Linked DNA regions of Mus musculus: regions 2 and 3 are each linked to region 1. The links are chromatin loops, found by intact Hi-C in ENCODE. Cell type or tissue: gastrocnemius. All regions are shown on one strand. Links, peaks and the distances in the headings refer to the core of each region. The heading gives the core; the rest is flanking DNA.

What was found. Peaks named below come from ENCODE experiments on the same cell type or tissue, not always from the same donor. Only the 100,000 strongest peaks of a DNase experiment are listed, where the experiment ranks them.
Region 2: it touches region 1 in a loop (2.9-fold over the local background); 6 of 42 quality-filtered maps call a loop at or near these places.
Region 3: it touches region 1 in a loop (2.1-fold over the local background); 5 of 42 quality-filtered maps call a loop at or near these places.

What each region holds. Positions count from the first base shown.
Region 1 is chr6:7,842,060-7,847,901 of GRCm38, reverse strand. C1galt1 (core 1 synthase, glycoprotein-N-acetylgalactosamine 3-beta-galactosyltransferase, 1) reads right to left here and starts at 2,678. Exons shown (of 4, transcript NM_052993.3): 1 at 2,508-2,678. In gastrocnemius, for the core only: a CTCF peak has its summit at 3,389 (motif pointing left); DNase peaks (open chromatin) are centred at 3,268 and 3,821; H3K4me3 peaks cover 2,978 bases; H3K27ac peaks cover 2,548 bases.
Region 2 is chr6:8,206,149-8,211,990 of GRCm38, reverse strand. Mios (meiosis regulator for oocyte development) reads right to left here and starts at 2,764. Exons shown (of 12, transcript NM_145374.2): 1 at 2,580-2,764; 2 at 353-411. In gastrocnemius, for the core only: a CTCF peak has its summit at 2,860 (motif pointing left); DNase peaks (open chromatin) are centred at 866, 2,009 and 2,742; H3K4me3 peaks cover 1,847 bases; H3K27ac peaks cover 1,916 bases.
Region 3 is chr6:7,963,098-7,968,939 of GRCm38, reverse strand. No RefSeq gene overlaps it. Among named protein-coding and RNA genes, the nearest start is that of Gm35446, 15 kb to the left of the region's middle. In gastrocnemius, for the core only: no CTCF peak of the experiment used is centred there; a DNase peak (open chromatin) is centred at 2,326.

The DNA of each region.
Region 1 (5,842 bases), core at 495-5,494:
CCAACACTTCTCTTCCTCGCACCCTTCTTTCTTCTGGCTATTTCTGCTAGTATGCCAGAGTCATCCTATCAACTGGAATCAGACCTTGTCACCCATTTTCTCAAACGCCTCTACAACCTGCCTAGCCTCATTTTAAAAAGCCCAAACCTTAAAATGACCTGTCTTCAATACTGCCTATACCGCTTTCCCCACTGGGTTTTAACTTTAGACTCTGCTGTCTCCTTTCACACACCAGGGTCTTGCTGGTCTCTGCTGCAACACCCTGCTCAGGCATCCCTGGCTCGGCTCCTTGCACACTGTTTCTGCTATGTCCTTCACAGGGGTCTTCCCTGGACATCCTACACTGACCTCCAGCTGGCACTCGCAGCCTCATATTTTTTTTTTCACTTCACTTGTTTCCCACCTTAAAGCAAAGCATTCCATCCCCAGTCAAGAGAACTTTGAAAATGTGCATTTCTCACAAGTTCCCTGCTTGCAGAGCTACACAGAGACGATGCCTTGTGATCACAGGGGCAGAGGCTGGGGTGGTGTAAAAGAAAGCAAAGGACACCCTTAGACACAGAGCTTGCAGTAACGGTAGATTCTAGAACCTCTGGAGCAGTGCAGCTTTGCCAGCGTCTCAAATGGGCCGTTGTTGGTAGCCTCAGAAAACTAACATAGCAAACAAGAATGCAAGTGGCCACACGGAGTTCTATATATTTCAATTCATCCATAGTCAAGATGTGCTTCAGCAGACAGCTTTCATTGTAAAAACAGTCAGATTTCCAAATCCAGAGTCTCTTTAATACTGCCTCCCCAGGCCCTTACTACACTTCATACTGCAGGTGCAAGATAATTTGTTTTAAGTTTCTGTTTGGTGTCTCCACCTTCAAATGGGACTCCCTGATTCATAAAGAACAGCTTCCTGTTTCACACCTAACAGGAAAAAAAAAAAAAAAAACAGTTGCAGCTGAGTGACTTACACCGCCCCACCCCCAACACCAGGTGGGGAGTGACATTTCAATTATATGCAAAAAATTAAGTACACTTTATCATTTGTTTCTTATTGGATTGAAAGATAAAAGGCCAACTTCACATTTTATGCAGCAAGTCTTGTTTTCTTTAAGCGAATAAAACCAAAGTATAATGACCAACGTATATATGAATCTCACCACTTGGCATGTTAATTTAAATTTTTAATTTTTAAAAAGACCTTAGTCCCACCAGATTTGGTAATTAAAAACATGTATCTTTCTTTTATTTCAAGCTAGTTGTTAAAATCTCAAAGTCCTTTTAAAATATCTGTACCGAAAAGCCAACTTTTGAATGTAATAGGTAAACAGGAGCATTAAGGTAACAATTTCAATTCACATTTGATTCATAAATAAATTGCAACAAAATTCCAACCACTACTTTCACCAAAGATTTGACTTTATATTATCATGAGTTTATAGTTAAGCTGAATAACACAATTTTCATTTCAGCAAAATCAACACACAAGCAATATACAGCACATACTTTTGAATACAATTAGCCAAACATTAACTCATTATATGTACTTTTAAACTGCTTGATATTAAAGTTATCCACAACTGTAGGCTGATTTTTTTTTTAAGAGCACAATGTAGGGAGAGGGAGTTTAAGTGGGAAATGACCACAAAGCATTTGTAAACTGCTGAGTCCTGAGTAAAAAGATAGAGGAAAACATAAATTTCAAGAAAATCTGAAACACTAAAGTTAGTTGTCCACTAATGCTGACTTTTCAGTGAGTCATACTTGCCTTCCTAAGTCAGTTTTACTGAACATATGGTGAAAAGAGTTAACTGTTTGGTAACTTCAAACCTTATATTCATTTAAACTGGACAAAAATATATACTACAGCTGGCAGAAATGCTATACAATGCTTAGAGCACACAATATCGTGTGCACAAGGCTCGTCTGACATTTATCTGATAAGGAACTGGAAAATTGTACCGTTTATAAATACCTTCTAAAAACTCAAGTTTCCACTTCCAAATCCAAACTTCCACCAGAATCAAACAACTTGTAGTGTGCACAGCATTTTTTTCTTGGCACCAGGCTGAGCTATCTGTGGTCTATCCTCAACTTCCTGCAAATTACCAAACTTCTGTCCCTTCCGCGTTGCCTACTCAGTCTGAAGCACTGAAGTTCTAACTTTGTAACTTTTTAACTCAGAATACATCTTTTGACAGTATGTACTAAAAGGAAATACCGTGAATACAAAGATCTAGATTGGAAAAAAAAAATTTTTTTTCCAGGAAGTAAGGGATCTTAGAATATTCTAAGTCCCACGCCACTAGTAAGAAGTGTGGACAGAGCTCAAAAGCATTAATCCCCGATCCTCACTCTTAAATTAGTTAATTTAGAAGAGTATCTATCTAAAGTCAAAGCACTTTGTTTAACTAGCCAACATCTAGGAAAGCCATCACACTTTGTTACCAAAGGAAAAAGAAAAAACAAAAAACATTTTTTTTTTAAATCCTGCGCGTAGCAAGCCCCCAACACACCTGGCTGGTTCACTCAGTCAACGAAGGGCAGGGAAAGTTCCAACCATAACCGACCAGCTCCAGACAAAGCTGACGGTCCAACGGCGGCGGGCACTCGGGACTGTTGCGGCCGGAAGGTGCCCGCACCTGAGTGCACACAGCTGGCGGGCGCCGGGCGCGCGGAGGCCCGGGGCGGGGCGGCGGGCAGGACCGCTCGGCGCTGGCCCGCCCCGGGCGCCTCGGGCCGGACACGCCGGGCCGCGGAGAGCGCGAGGGTGGCCGCTCGCCCGCCGCCCGAGACACCTGTTTGGCCGCGCCGGCGCGGACGGGGACGCGGACCCGGGCGGCGTTCCCGAACCCTCAGTCGCCCTGCCGCCGGCAGCCGAGCCCCTGGACCCGCAGCCCTCGGGCGCCTCCGCCCGCCGTCCCTGACATCAGCCCCGGCTCCCTCTCGCCCCTCCCGGAGGCGGGGAGGAGGACGACCCCCCACCCGCGACCTTCGCTGCCCTGGCCCGCCGCAGCACGGGCAGGGGCCGCTAGCCTGGGCCGCCCGCGGCCGCCCAGATCATCTCCCGGCGGCGGCGGCGGCGGCGGCGGCCGAGGCGGGCCCGGCGCGCGCTCCTGCCGCTCGCTCCCGCCGCTCGCTCCGCCCCTCCCGACCGCGCGGCCTGGACCACGGCCCGCCTACTGCGCAGCCGCCACCCAGGGGTCTCGGAGATGCTGACGTCCCGGCTGCAGCAGCTGCAGCAGCAGCAGCAGCCCCGGGGAAGGGCGGGGCCTGGGCAGAGTGGGCGGGGACACCGCGACCTGCGGATGCGGGGATTGGCCGCCGGGTGTTTGCCCCGCCCTCCTGCGGAGTGGGCTGGGAAGTCCCGGCTTCCCCGAGCTCAGGGTTTTTTTAGCCCCCTTCTGGTGAGGTTGAGTGTTCTAATTCTCTCAGGAAAGCAGAAAGCGAAATTAGCAGGGAGTACAAGTAAAGAACTGCCTTTTAAACTGTTGTCTGTGGAACAAACCTCAACGTCACGCTGACCTCTAACCCAATCTTAGCCCCCCCCCCCTTTTTTTTTGCCTCTTTTCCTTTCACAGCATTCCTCTATCCTTAATAACAAGAGATTTGGCATAATGAAGAGTGCTCTGTAACCAGATGTGTGCCTCAGAAGAACAGAGAACTCATATAGTGACAACGGACAGAAAGCCTCTTGGAGGAATGTGTGTAATGGCATTTTACTTCTGTTCTGCTATGGCAAATACTTAAGAGTTTTACAAACTCAGCGGGGAGTGGTGGTGCACGCCTAGCACTCGGGAGTTGGAGGCCAGCCTGGTCTAATAAGTGAGTTCCGGGACAGCCAGGGCTATACAGAGAAACCCTGTCTTGAAAAACCAAAAAAAAAAAAAAAAAAAAAAGAGAGAGAGAGAGAGTTTTACAAACTCGTCTGCTCTGCTTTGGCAAAGGTCCTGTGTACCAAGAAGCTATCTTTGTGGCAGCAACGGAAGTGGGTTGCCACCTGGTGAGGCAGCAGGGAGTGGAAGTAAGATCTAGAGACCTTAACCATCATCTGCAAGGCCAGGCCCCCGGATGGAAACACTGTGCCCTGCTTGATAAATGTTCAAACTATGCAGTTCTGAGCACACCACAGCATAGCTATTAAAAGTGAGGGTTTTGGAATAAGACATTTAAGCTTTATCTGAATCCACTTTCTGCCTCTACTATTATAGATGCTAAGTTGTAAAGAACAGGTATATTCTGGTTATGATTGTAGACAAGGAGCTGTGTGTGGTGATTTTTGTTTATTAAGTCGTGAACCAGCCAGATATCACGGCAGGAAACAGAAAGCATATTGGAGACCTAGCCGAACTCGATTTTATATCAGTCACTGAATAGCCCATTCATTCATTAATCCATTAGTCACAAGAAAGAATTGAGCCGTTCATCGTCGTTCATTCGGTAAGTAAGGGGAGAGTCCTAACAAAATCAACACTTTTACTTAGCCTCACCCTCTAACACATGATAATCGAGATCAGAGTCTGGGGAAGAAAAGCCACATTCCAACCATAGTAGGCTGGGATCTAGGTGATGAACCAATTCATTGTGTGTAGTTTTAGGAAGCTACTGAACGGCACCAATAAATCCCCCCCCCTCAAAAAAAATTCTTCCAAAGGAAGTTTAAAACTTGAAACAAAGCTAGGGATTTGAATTCAAAGGTCTCCTTTTCAGATGAGAAAATTGAGGAAAGAATGAGAAACTGATAGGACAGGCCAGAAAAGAAGAACAGGTGAGTGCCCTTTCTCTGGTCCATGGCCCTCCAACTTCTCTCCCAGACATCCTTAGCTCCATCCTTCTCTTTTTCTCAGCTCCTGCTCAGGCTTAACTCCACCACACACAGACAAAAAAAAAAAAATTGCCATGCATAAATGTAAAAGAAAACTGCCTGGAAGTCCAAGTGTTCTAAATATAAAACCAACCTCAGAATTCTATGAGTCCCGAACTCTATTAAGAGTTATAATGACTAAAGAATAACATCATTTTAACAAAGATAAGAAACACCCCCAAGGATAAGTTCTAAGTTTAGGCATAGTCATATTTAGCAAAATCACAGGCAAAAAGGAATGGAAATAGAAACAATATTGGTCAAATGACCACTCCCTTCCTTAGGTTTTTGGTGTTCTTTTTTTTAAAAGAGTCACTGTTTTATGAAAACAATACATGCATATGCAGATTCAAAGCATGTAAGCCAAACAAAAATGCAGATAAGTTGTACAGATATAGGATGAAATAATGTAATAATCAAAAAGTTCTGTCTTGTTTTCTTTTAAACATTTCTCTAAAACTAAAATAAAAAATATCTCACAAGAGTGCATACTAGTTCACAAATTATGTATTTGACACATATTCTTTTCTCATGAAAGGATATACCCCAAGTCCTTACTGATATAAACAATTCCTTGATGAACTTAGCTTTGATAACCATGTAGTTATCTCCTTGAAGGTAGAAATGACACTCATGTCAGCTAATTTTTCAGTACTATCAACTAGAAAAGATGATTGCTTTTGAAAATATACTTCATATTCGGGGCTCAAAGCTGACAAGGTTGTGCTATTTAAAACATAGATGAATCCCAGCTAGTATTGTTGTCTGTCTGGTATTTAATGTCTCAAAAAAGTATTTCAATTCATGTCAAAGCTCCTTGGAATAAGAAGACAGATGCTATTAGTTGTCTGAATAATACCCTTTTGGACCTTTCTAGCACAGCCCTGATTATTTGCAGCGGGCCTATGTATCCTATTTGTTTACTTCCTCAGACTCTTGTAACGGATGGCCTTCCATGTGTTCTTCAGTGAGTGTAAGAAAAGTTCT
Region 2 (5,842 bases), core at 280-5,279, 360 kb before region 1:
AACGTGTCTTTTTTGCAACAGAACCTAACTCTAAGAACAAAGCTATCACTGTTATAGTTGGTTCTAGAAATGGAAGATCCAAAGTAAGCATCCTAAAAATGGGTTGCTTTAATACATTGTATTGTTTATTCTGTAGCTGTTTATTTAGCACACTGTATGCACGTTGTTCTCAATTATGGGAATACAGTGATAGCTAGGGGCAGATAAGAACCCTGTTCTAACAAAGCTGCATTCTAATGAACAGACACATACAATAGCGAAAGTTTGAAAACTGAAAAAATGAGGGAGAAGAAAATCATATCCATAGCAAAGAAAACTAGATAGCACCTAGAGTAAGGGATAGTGCCCATACCTAGATTCTCACAAATAGAGGGAGCTTCTGAAACATGTCTTGAGATTCTTGCTATGTCCCTGAAAAAACAGAAAAGAAAAACTCAATACTTATATAAACACACGTTAGCCTAGGATTCCATTCTACAATCTTACTCCTAATACAAATTATATATGGTAAAACAAAACAAAGCCATGTAGAAAAATCCAATTCAAAAGAGTTACTGTAAGCTAGTTGTGGTGAAGTCCACCTTGGTCCTGGCATTTGGGAGGTGGAAGTGGATCCAAGAATCAGAGTTGACCTCAGACACAGGAAATCCAGTCTCAAAAACAAAGAACAATAAGGCTACAGTATGCGATGGTTACTTTTAATCACCAACTTATCCACTGGGCATGGTGGTGCACACCTTTAATCCCAGCACTTGGGAGGCAGAGGCAGGCGAATTTTTGAGTTCCAGGCCAGCCTGGTCTACAGAGTAAGTTCCAGGACAGCCAGGGCTACACAGAGAAACCCTGTCTAAATAAATAAATAAATAAATATCACAATCCAGAAGCACCTGACAAGAGGACCTCAAGGAGGGAGCGTGTAGATCAGGTTGGCATGTGGCCCACCTTGATTATATTAAGTAGAGGAAGATCAACCTATTGTGGGTGGTACAATTCCAGTAGGCAAGGGGATCCTGAGTTGTCTGAGAGTGGAGAAAGCTGGCTGAACAGGAAGCATGTACATACAGCTTTACTGATTCCAGCTCCTAACTGCAGAAGTAATGTGACTAAACAGAAGAACAGATGATTTGGTTTTGTGCCTATCTGTCAACTTCCATCTTCGACCAGTGCTAAAGAAAGGAGCAGGGCCCAGTGCAAAATGAAAATGTCAAGGAGTGACATAGCAGCTTCTAACTGCTAGTCATTCTAAATGCTCGGCTGGCGCTCCTGCATAGAGTTGCACATTACAAAGATGGCCCTAGAAAACCAGTATGTCTATAACCATCCTGTTAAGAAATCTAACACTCTATACAAATGGGTCCTTGCTTATTAACATACATAATATAAATACGGAGGACAGCAAAAAACAAAACAAGCAAACAACAACAAAAACCAGTAAGGGCTCAGAAAGTCTTTCATGCACTTATTAGTTTAGACGATTACAAGTCCCTTATGACTTGGGTAACATCTAAGTAATTTCCACCACACAAAGTTCTAACACCAACTCATCACAGTTGAGTTCTCTGCTTCATACAGATGTTGTTGTCCCTATTTAGTTCTTTCAACCAGTCCTGGAAGTGAATGCTTTCAGATGCTGGAGACAACTGCCAAATCCATGGAGGGGCTAAGAGATGGCAATAATTTAGGTCCTCACCTTCAAATTTAGTCAGTGTTCATTTCCCTTCAATGGTTCCCCACAAGTCACCACCAGAACATGGGTAACACTATCCAAAAGAAATTTAGTGAACCACCACTTATAATTCTCTAGCGGGCACATTTCAGAAGTAGCAAACGAAATTTAGAATATCTTTTAATTTAACCTATCAAATAAGAAATAATTTAAAATATACAACACTGTAAAAAATACGAAAGTTTTTATATTTTTATTAAATCTTGGGAATCCAGTCTATACACTTACAAAGCATCTTAACCCCACGTGGCAACTGGGCACACATTCAAAACACTGTCATAACGCAAAACATACAATTATATGGTCTGTCGTCTTTCTTTCCGCGCTAAGTAAACGATAGCAGTTTCAGGAAATTTGGAGTACTACCATCTCCACAAGACATTGCGCATCTATATTTTCGTTAAACTATAGTTATTCAAAAAAGCCAACAAGAGCAGTCGTTTGCTGAGCCATTCCTCTCAAGGAATTTGCATTATTCGTGTCGGTAGGGAACAGAGCTCACGGGGGTGACAGGCCCTTTAACAAGGATTTGATTGGGTACAACTGGAACTCATCGTGTTGTTATTCCGGGTAAACCAGGAATCTGATCGTGACTCCCACGGTCCAGACACCTGGCTGAGCCGCTGGGCGGCGGGGGACGCGGCTCCGCACTCCCGGCGCGGCCGCACGGAGGACGGTCGCCACGCGGCCGCGGGACGCCCCAAGGCTCCACACGAGGCCCGCCAGCAGCCCGGTGCCGTGACCATCGCACTGATCGAGCGGAACGCCACCCGCCGGCGAGGCTCTGAGGAAGCGGCCGCGGCTGCCACCCCGGGCCTCACGCAGACACCCGCTCCGGGCCGCACTCACTGACCTGAGGAGGTGGCCTGTCGCCACACAGACGTTTCCGGCCTGTACGCCGCCCCTCCCGCCGCGGGAGACGGGCGCGGGCAAGATGGCCGCCGAAGCACGGGCGGTGACCCGGGCCACCCGCTGGGCCCCCGACCAAACCACCCTGCCGCCTCCGAAGCAGACCTCCTCGCCGCGAGCCCCGCCTTCCCCTCGCCCGGCACCGCCCCGGGGCGGGGCCGCCGCGCGGAGACCCCGCCTTCCTCCCGAGCGCTCCGCGCTTGAGTTGAGCCCCTTCCGTCGCCCTCTTGTGGGCAGGGCCACAACCTAGAGTCCCCGCCTCCCTCTCGAGCGCTCCGCCCAGTGTGGGCCCTGCCCCGGGACCCCTCTCCAGCAAGCCAGCCATTCTTTAACCCTGCTCTCATGGAATTTGATTATTTCTCTGAAGCCAGCTACCATGGTCGTGGTGGTACACACATTTTAGCATATGTGAGACATTTTAATTTCCACTGAACAGAGAGGATGGGCGATTTCGTAAAAACTTAAGGATTTGGGGCTCATAATTCGATTTCAGTTATTCCAAAAAGAGGTCATGAATGCCTTGTTGAGTCACACCGTGTTGGGATATAGGAATGAGAAAAAAAAAAAAAAAAAAAAAAAAGACCCTTGTAGGAAACAGGACAAAAGAGTGATGGCTTTTTTAAGCTACCTGGGAGAGCACCTCCCTCAGGTTGGGTGGGGCATCAGAAGAACTTCCTTGAGGATCACTAGACTAAGAAAGACAAACATGGATTGGTCACAGAAAAGTTAAAGACGGAAACAACTGGAAGAGAAAGGCCTTCTAGAACTGAATACTGTGTCAGGAAACAGGATACAGCAATGGGAAAGCAAGTCTCTCATTTACCTGTGAGTTTGCTTATGAAGTCTCAGTAACCACTGACCAGTCAAAGCCTGAAAATATTAGGTGAACGATTCGAATTAAAGAACACCTAAATTTGAATTTTAGAATGTTATGAAATCTTTCTGAGTCCTGTTCAGTCCGATCCTGAACATCATTCAACTACCCATAGTCACAGTGTACCCAAGCTGCAATCTGGGCCATCAGATCTGTCTGTCAGTGCTCACCTTCAAGTGACCCTTACCAAGTAGCAGCATACTACAATACATCACAATACATCAATCACTCCATTTTGTCTTAACATGTAGGTATTGACAAATCATGCTTATAAGCATGAGAGAGAGAGAGAGAGAGAGAGAGAGAGAGAGAGAGAGAGAGAGAGAGAGATTCACATATGATTTATTATAGTGCTGTTGGCCCTCCAGATCCTCTAGCTCTGCCTGTGCAGGTTCAACCACCACAGATCAAAATGTTTTTAAAATTGGGTATGGTAGTGTTCGTCTATAATATCAACACTCCCGAGGTTGAAGCAGAAGGATCAAAGAATTAAAAGATAGACTCAACAATATACTGAGTTTGAGCTAGGCTAGCTACATGAAAATAACTTTCTCTTATGTCTGTCTGTCTTTCCATACATATGTGTGTGTGTATATATATATATATATATATATATATATATATATATCAATCAAACTTGTACATTTTCCTTGTCATGTTTTACTATAAAATGTAGTATAGGAATTCTTTACATATCATTTATAGTGTGTAACTATTATAAGTAATGTAGAAATAGGTACAGAGAATGTATGTAGGTTATATGCAAATAACACCAACTAAGATAAAACATTTGAGCATACATGGATCTTAGTATCATTGCAGAGTATAAAGGGTCCACCATTTTTTATAACTATTATATTATATAATTGTTGCCATTACTGTACCTAATTTATAAATTAGAGTTTATAATAGATATATATGCATAGGAAAAATATAAGATATCTGAGTTTGACACTAACCGCACTCTGAGATGTATACCGATGGACTTAATATGCATCAAGATTAAGGAAGAAACTAATATATGAATAAACCAGAGGTGAGGAGAGATTGAGAAGTCCTATCAGAAATTCATTGAAAATTAGCTTACTGTCTTTGCATAGGCTTTTTCATAAAGGAAATTGTGGAGTCACTGATAATTTTAACTAGGACAGTGATATAACCAGTTTTTCCATGGAGAGTTGGAATTGTAGAATAGCCAAGTAAAAGATGATGAAGACTCAAATTGCCAGTGGTATGGAAACAAGTGGTTCGCCGAGGGGTTAATTCAGAAATCGAGATGAACAAAGCTTAGCGGTTGCCCCTGTGAATGCTGGAGACTCTAGGTTGTGGTGATGCTGCACTAGGAGTTTCAGCTCAGACATCCATACTCCCTTCAGGTGGCTTACAGTCCATGCTTGCGTCTGTGTGCTAGGGTACTCTAGCACTGCTGCTAGTGACTGATCATTTGGGTAAAAGGATGAGTTTGAGAAACATACTATATTTTTGATTCCTGCCATGTAAAGAACATTAAGTACAATGAAGGGGGTGTATCATAAGATTCATTACTGCAACATGAACCTGCAGGTGGGTTCAACCTAGGACATATCCCTACATAAGACCAACCTCATTTTTTTTAATGGCTTTATCAACACCTGCCATATATAGTTGAGGAAAACTCCACCAATGGATGACTTTACTTCTTACTTAAAAAAAACAAAACAAAACAAAACAAAACTACTAGGTAGGGATTCTGTATTAGTCAGGGCTCTCTAGAGTCACAGAACTTAGGAAATTATATTATATTATTGAGATAACTTACAGTCTGCAGTCCAACTAACCCAACAATAAACAGCTGTGAATGAGAAGTCTAAGAATATAGTAGTTGCTCAGTTCCAAGAGACTAGTTGTTTCAGCTGGTCTTCTATATAAGCTGTAATCCTGAAGAAGCTCCAACAGATGTCCTGGAAAATAAGTGCAAGAAGGAGAAAGAGAAGAAAAGCCTTCCTTCTTCCAATCTCCTTATGAAGGCCTCCGGCAGAATTTATGGTCCAGATTAAAGGTGTATACCACCATGCCTGGATTTAGAATTTGCTTTGTCCCATGCTGGCCTTGAACCCAGATCTGCTTGCCACCATCTTGAGGGATTAAAGGTGTGTACTACCTTGCCTGGACCTAAGGTTTTCAGGGCTACTATGCCTCAAGATTTGGATCAAAAGCCTGTGTCTTCCAGCCTCCAAATCTGGGTTGCAGGTGTGTCCACCATTTCTGAATTGTAGTTCATTCCAGATATAGTCAAATTGAAAACTGGAAATAGCCATCACAGATCCTTAAAGCCCCTCCTTGCTTCTTGCCCC
Region 3 (5,842 bases), core at 275-5,274, 120 kb before region 1:
AGTTTAGGCCACATCATCCAGTTGTATATAGTTCCCAGATGAACACCCTTAATAGGAGAGACTTATTCCACTCTTCAGGGTGGTGTCAATGTAAGTTGAGGGTCTTAGGTTGCTAACATGTGCAGGGTGAATTGCTAGGAGATGGATATGAGTGAATTGTACCTGCAGATAAAGATCTTACATTGCTAATTGCATTGTTAGTCAGGGGTCTGTGTATAGCCTAAGATTAGCAAAGCCTCAGCATGTATGTCCTCACTTGCCTCAACTGTTAACATGGGCCCTTCCCAGTCCTCTGTTCTCTAAAAGGAAACTGCAATTTAGGAGAGCAGATTTCATTAAAATGTATATACATCTCCATGCATGAATTTCTACAGAATTGCTTTGCAATTGCTATCACCTATTATTTGTAAACTACCAGTTGCCCTTTCCATTACTGCTGAAAGTCATTTGTAATTTTCCTTATTGTCTATCCTTCTAATTCAGTAGTCATTTCACACTGGGTTACTGGGTAGCACTCCAATGTTAGGGAAAGAAAATGAGCTCTCACAGAATGGAACTGAGGGCCTTAATAAGTTATTCACATGATTAATGAGTGTTCTCTAGCTACTGGCACAAGTACCAGGGACAGCACATTCTCACTTAACCCCAATCTCCTGGCCCACTTAAGGCATAGGGAGCTGCAACCCAGCCATCACAATGGATTTGCCTTCAGCCAGGCTCTTCTCTCAGATAATGTAATAGTTATAGCCTCCCTGATGTCCAGCCACACCCTCCTCCTCTAGGTGGCAAGTTTCCTACCTAATGCTTCCTGTCCTGGATTACAAAGCATTTGTCCTTTCCGCTGGAATACAATATCTGTTCCTTTGTGTGAGGTGTTACTTGAGAAAGCTTGTCTTAGGAGAAACAAGGGCTTGCCATGGGGGAAAAGAAATTGAGGTTTAGCCCTCTGTATCAAAAGTGCATCAATGCTATCTGCCTAGAGTAGGGCTCATTTTTAGGTTAGTCCATTCTTAACTAGGCTGACCAATCCACACTCAGGACACTGATTTACTCTTGGGTCTTTGATTTCATTGGAGGAAAGTTCACACAGAAACCTATTGTCCTTGGTCCTCTCATGGCACCCTTTCCAGCTCTTCTTGCCCATTGATCTTTCCACTCTACCTTGATGCACTAGGGTGCCTCTCATAGGCAGCTCTTCAATGTTGCAGAAGCCAAGAGAACAAAGCTCCCAACGCAGGCAGCCCACTTCATCTTAGAAAAGTACATGCTTGCTTCTCTGATGTTCCTGGGTTTGTTTTCATTTTATGTGTTCAAGTTCCTCATTTGATTTTCTGTCCCTACTTCCCTTATACCCCCTCCAATTATACTGCTATAAACCCAATCTTCTTCAACTCTTCTAGAAAGGTAAACAGGAAGCCAGGGGCCTAGAAAGCATGCTTTCTCTTGCATTCTACAAAAGAGGCCTACTTACTTATGGGATAATTTCCATCCTCTCCTTCAATACTGGGGAGCCTCTTACAAATCAGGATTGTCATTTTTACTTCTGCTGAATCTAGTTCCTTAAATTATATTATTAGACTTTTAGATTGGCAAGAGAACCTTGCTGGTCTAAGTTTTTAGGTTATAGTGAAGAAGTCATTTCTCAGTCTGGTGTCTGTTATCTATCTCAACATTTGCAAGACAAAGATGTGCAAGGAGTCAGAGAGTGTAGAGCATAAACCTTGTCATTTGAGATGCATAAGTAGTGTGGCTGCCCCCAATGAGATATAATCTCTTCATCCATTTCTGTGGTTCATTGAGTAATGCTTCATGTTCAAGATGAAAGGTTGAAGCAATTAGTGGTATTTGAAGAGTAATTATGAAGAACTGAAGAAGCTTTTGCAAGCCTTAGGTAATCACACATTATTTTTACGTGTGTGAAATAAAGGCCACAGCCTAGACCTCATTTTTATGTCTGTTTTGAGAATTCTCCAATATTAGGGAATATGTGAATCTAATTGGAAAGGGAACTCTCTCTGACTCTTGGGAGAAGGGACAAAAGCAATCTTGGATCAACTAGTGACATATTAAAAGTAGGCAGAAAATACACCCAGGGAAGTCCCCAGACCTTCCTAACTAGAAAATGGGGCCCAGTGAAAAAACAACTGGGAATGTGCATAGGTGCCTCAGTGACAGAAGCCAAGTCAAAAGAAGTTGATGTCAGTGCATCAGGAGCACCATCCACAAATGGTGATGAGCGACGGCAGACTCTCATATGGTAGAACTGCTGGTCAGCCCAAGAGCAAGAGAAATGTCAGGTGGGCACATGGCCAGGGGTTGAGGCAAATCTAGATTGTCGGTTGTTACGTCAAAATAAGTAGTAGCTTGACTGGAGCATCTCAAAGAAACGTAGGAGGAAAACTCCCCAGCAGAAAACCAAAATCTTTGTCTGACTTATCCCTAGAGACTCTTAGCATGAGCTGAACAGCAGAGGCCAGCAGCAGGAGGAGGAGCGATGTGCATGTCCAGATGGCTGCAGGTGTTGCTTGCTGGCCACACATACCTAGCAGAAAAGACACAAAGTCTACTGAGGATAAATCAGTTTCAAGTTCTTTGGCAACGTGCCAAAGGGTTCCAGACAGGAATTACACCCTGCTTCCCAACGCTGTAATTCTGCTGCTGTCTGCTGAGGGCTGCACAACAGAGCTGTGGAAGAACTCCCTCAGTCTTCCTTAGTCACCCCCAACCCCCCTTCCTGTGACTCTTGACAGAGGATGTTTTCTCCTGCGGCAGCCTCTGTGGTCTTTATTTATTGAAGACATATTTAGCCATCGTAGTGAACCACATTCAATGACCTCTCATTAAACATACAAGACAGGGCATAGTGGGACACAGATGTTGAACCGTTCCCTTCATTCGCCATGCCTGTTCTCATTATCTCTGCCACTGTACAAACGAGACCCCTTCCTTCTGCAGAGTAATTACCCTTTCTCTTCCCTCAGTCTTGGAGGCTCCTCTTCAGCGTTTTGCATGGCTGCTCTGCTCTTCATAACTTAACGTCTCTGATTAAGGGCCATGACCTTCTCCGACTGAGCTGTCTAGGGTCATTTTTCCCCACAGTGACTCTGTCCCACATTGCTTGTTTAGTTTTGGTTGCCTCTTCTAAGGTCCAGTGCCTTGTAGGTCTTGCTCTCTATATCCCCAGAAGCCAGCACAGTATCCTGTGTGTACTAAAGTGTCCCAATGAGTTTGTCTGAGTTAAATGGGTGAATGAATAGATTGTCTTAGGGGGTGGGTGATAGGTTAGGTTGGGAAAGTCAGAGGTCTAGAGTCCTGTGTTTCATGGAAGTCAATCAGAAATTCTTCTTGCTCATCCTCCTTCCCCTGGCTCATCCAGCTTTTTGTTTTGATTGTCTCTGATACCTTTAGTGATGGACAAGCACAGGGAGACAACAGTTTATAACAGTTTATCTGCGGATTTCAAGCACAAATGAAACGGCTTCCAAGATTCTGCATCAGGTAGACTGCTTTTCTCCATTTTCCCTAGCTTCACAGCCACAGCTCCTGTAAGGACAAAGCAACAAGAAAAAAGCACAAAATTTTGTCTTAAGTTCTACTTGACATGGGAACTTTCATCAGGAAATAAACAGCCCTTCTCCTAAACCTAGGCAACTTTGGATATGTTTTATCCAGGCCAGGTATCCCTTTTCTAAAAGGGATTATGCCTTCCTAAAATGTTTGGGATTAGAAGTGTTTTGGATTTTAGATTATTTTTCTGGTTGTAGAATTTACAAATGTAAAAAAATTACCTGTAGATAATAAGTCTAAGCATGGCATTAATTAATGTTTAGTATATGCCTTATACATTAATCTAAAAGTAATTTAAAACATTTAAAAGAATTTTGTACATGAAACAAGGTTTTATGGGATGAAATTTTCCACTATGATAGCATACTAGTATTCAAAATGTCTTAGACCTAGCTGAATTTCAGAGTTTTGATTTTTGGTTTAGGCCTTCTCAAACTGTAATGAATTCCGAGAAGAATGGATAGGAAAGGTTTTGGGTGATAAACAGGAAGACTTAGCAGAATTCCTGTGATGGTTTGTATATGCTTGACCTAGGGAGTGGTATGGTTAGAAAGAAGGTGTGGCCCTGTTGGAGTAGGTGTGTCAGTGTGGGTACGGGCTATAAGACCCTCATCCTAGCTGCCTGGAAGCCAGTATTCTGCTAGCAGCCTTCAGATGAAGATGTAGAACTCACAGCTCCTCCTGTACTATGCCTGCCTGGGTGATATTGCCATATTTTCACCTTGATGATAATGGACTGAACTTCTGAACTTGTAAACCAGCCCCAATTAAATGTTGTCCTTATAAGAGTTGCCTTGGTCATGGTATCTGTTCACAGCAGTAAAACCCTAAGACAATTCTGTTTGGCATTTCTGCATCTGTGTTCTTAATGCCTTTCCTCCGGAAAATGTCTCATATGAGGTTATCCTTTTTTACTTTTTAGATATTTAAAAAATTTTTTGAGATTATAATATAATTGTGCTACTTCTGGCCTTTTCTCTCTCCAACCCCTCTCATATTGCCCTATGTATTTTCCTCCAAATTCATGCCTTTTTTTCTTTAAATTGTTATGGCATGTATACATGTATATGTATACACATATATTTCTAAAAATAACCTGCTCAGTACATACAATGTTACTCATATATATGGCTGACCGTTTGGGACTGAACAACCAATTGCTGTGCTCTTTGAAGAAGACCACCTGGGTCACTGCCAGTTTTCCTCAGTTGCCTATAGTTCTTTGTATGGAGTTGAGGTCTCATGAGCTTTTCCCATCTACTTTGGCTTCAAATGAGGTTGTTAGGAGCTGGCCCTGAATTCTTCGTATGGTTTATGAAGGAGAAGAAGAACGTTGCATTCGAGGGACTGCCGGAAGGAAACTGCCGACATGACTGCTCCATTATTAGGGAACATTTTAATTGTGCATAAGAGAGAGAACAAACAAGAGGCATCTGGAACGCTCTAGAGTAGAGATGCTAAAGTAGACTGAACATGGCCAGGTCTAGGGAAGTGTGAGAGTGGGAGAGAATAGAGACAAGAGACAGCATAGTCAGACAAGCTGGAGACAACGAGAACAAGAGAGACTAGGTGTTGGGATGGTAAAATATTGAGTTATAAGGAGGGTGAGTATCTGTGGGACAAGAAGAGTCCAGAGACTGATGCGCATGTGTATGTGTGTGTGTGGGGGGGGGGAATGTGTGGGTGTGGGTGTGGGTGTGTGTGGCCTTGAAATGTACAGCAAGTACTTGTCAGCAGGCCCGAGGGCGCCTGGAAGCAATATGGCATTGATATTCAGCTTCAGGCATATGTGGATGGAGCTGTGTGTCCCTCTGCCAGACGTAGGGGAAATGGCTCCCTTTGGCAGATGAGAACTTGTTCCTTTAGGAAAGGCAGCTTTTATCTAATCAACAGAAATCCTCTTATAGGTGAGGTTAAGCTGGGGCTAGATGTAATTTTGGACTGACTCAGTCGGCCTTCCCTTTTGAGGAAGAGTGGGGCACCCTTTGGACGAACCTGAGTCATGACCATCTTGCTTTTGCTGTTTTCTTAATGCCATATTTTGGGTGTTGTGTCCTGTATGCTGTGAGTTCTTTAAACTGAAAGCCTTGGGGAGTCTTCTGTGACTTGAAAATCCCTGTCATCGCTATCTACTACTTTATCGAAAGGCATTGTGTAGTCATGTTTTTGAGTTAAATGTTGCCTCCTGGACTCTCCTTGTCCACATGTAAGCAGCTGTGGTGATTAAGTCCAAAAAAAAAAAAAAAATCACCACTGGCTTCTATCAACTACAGCC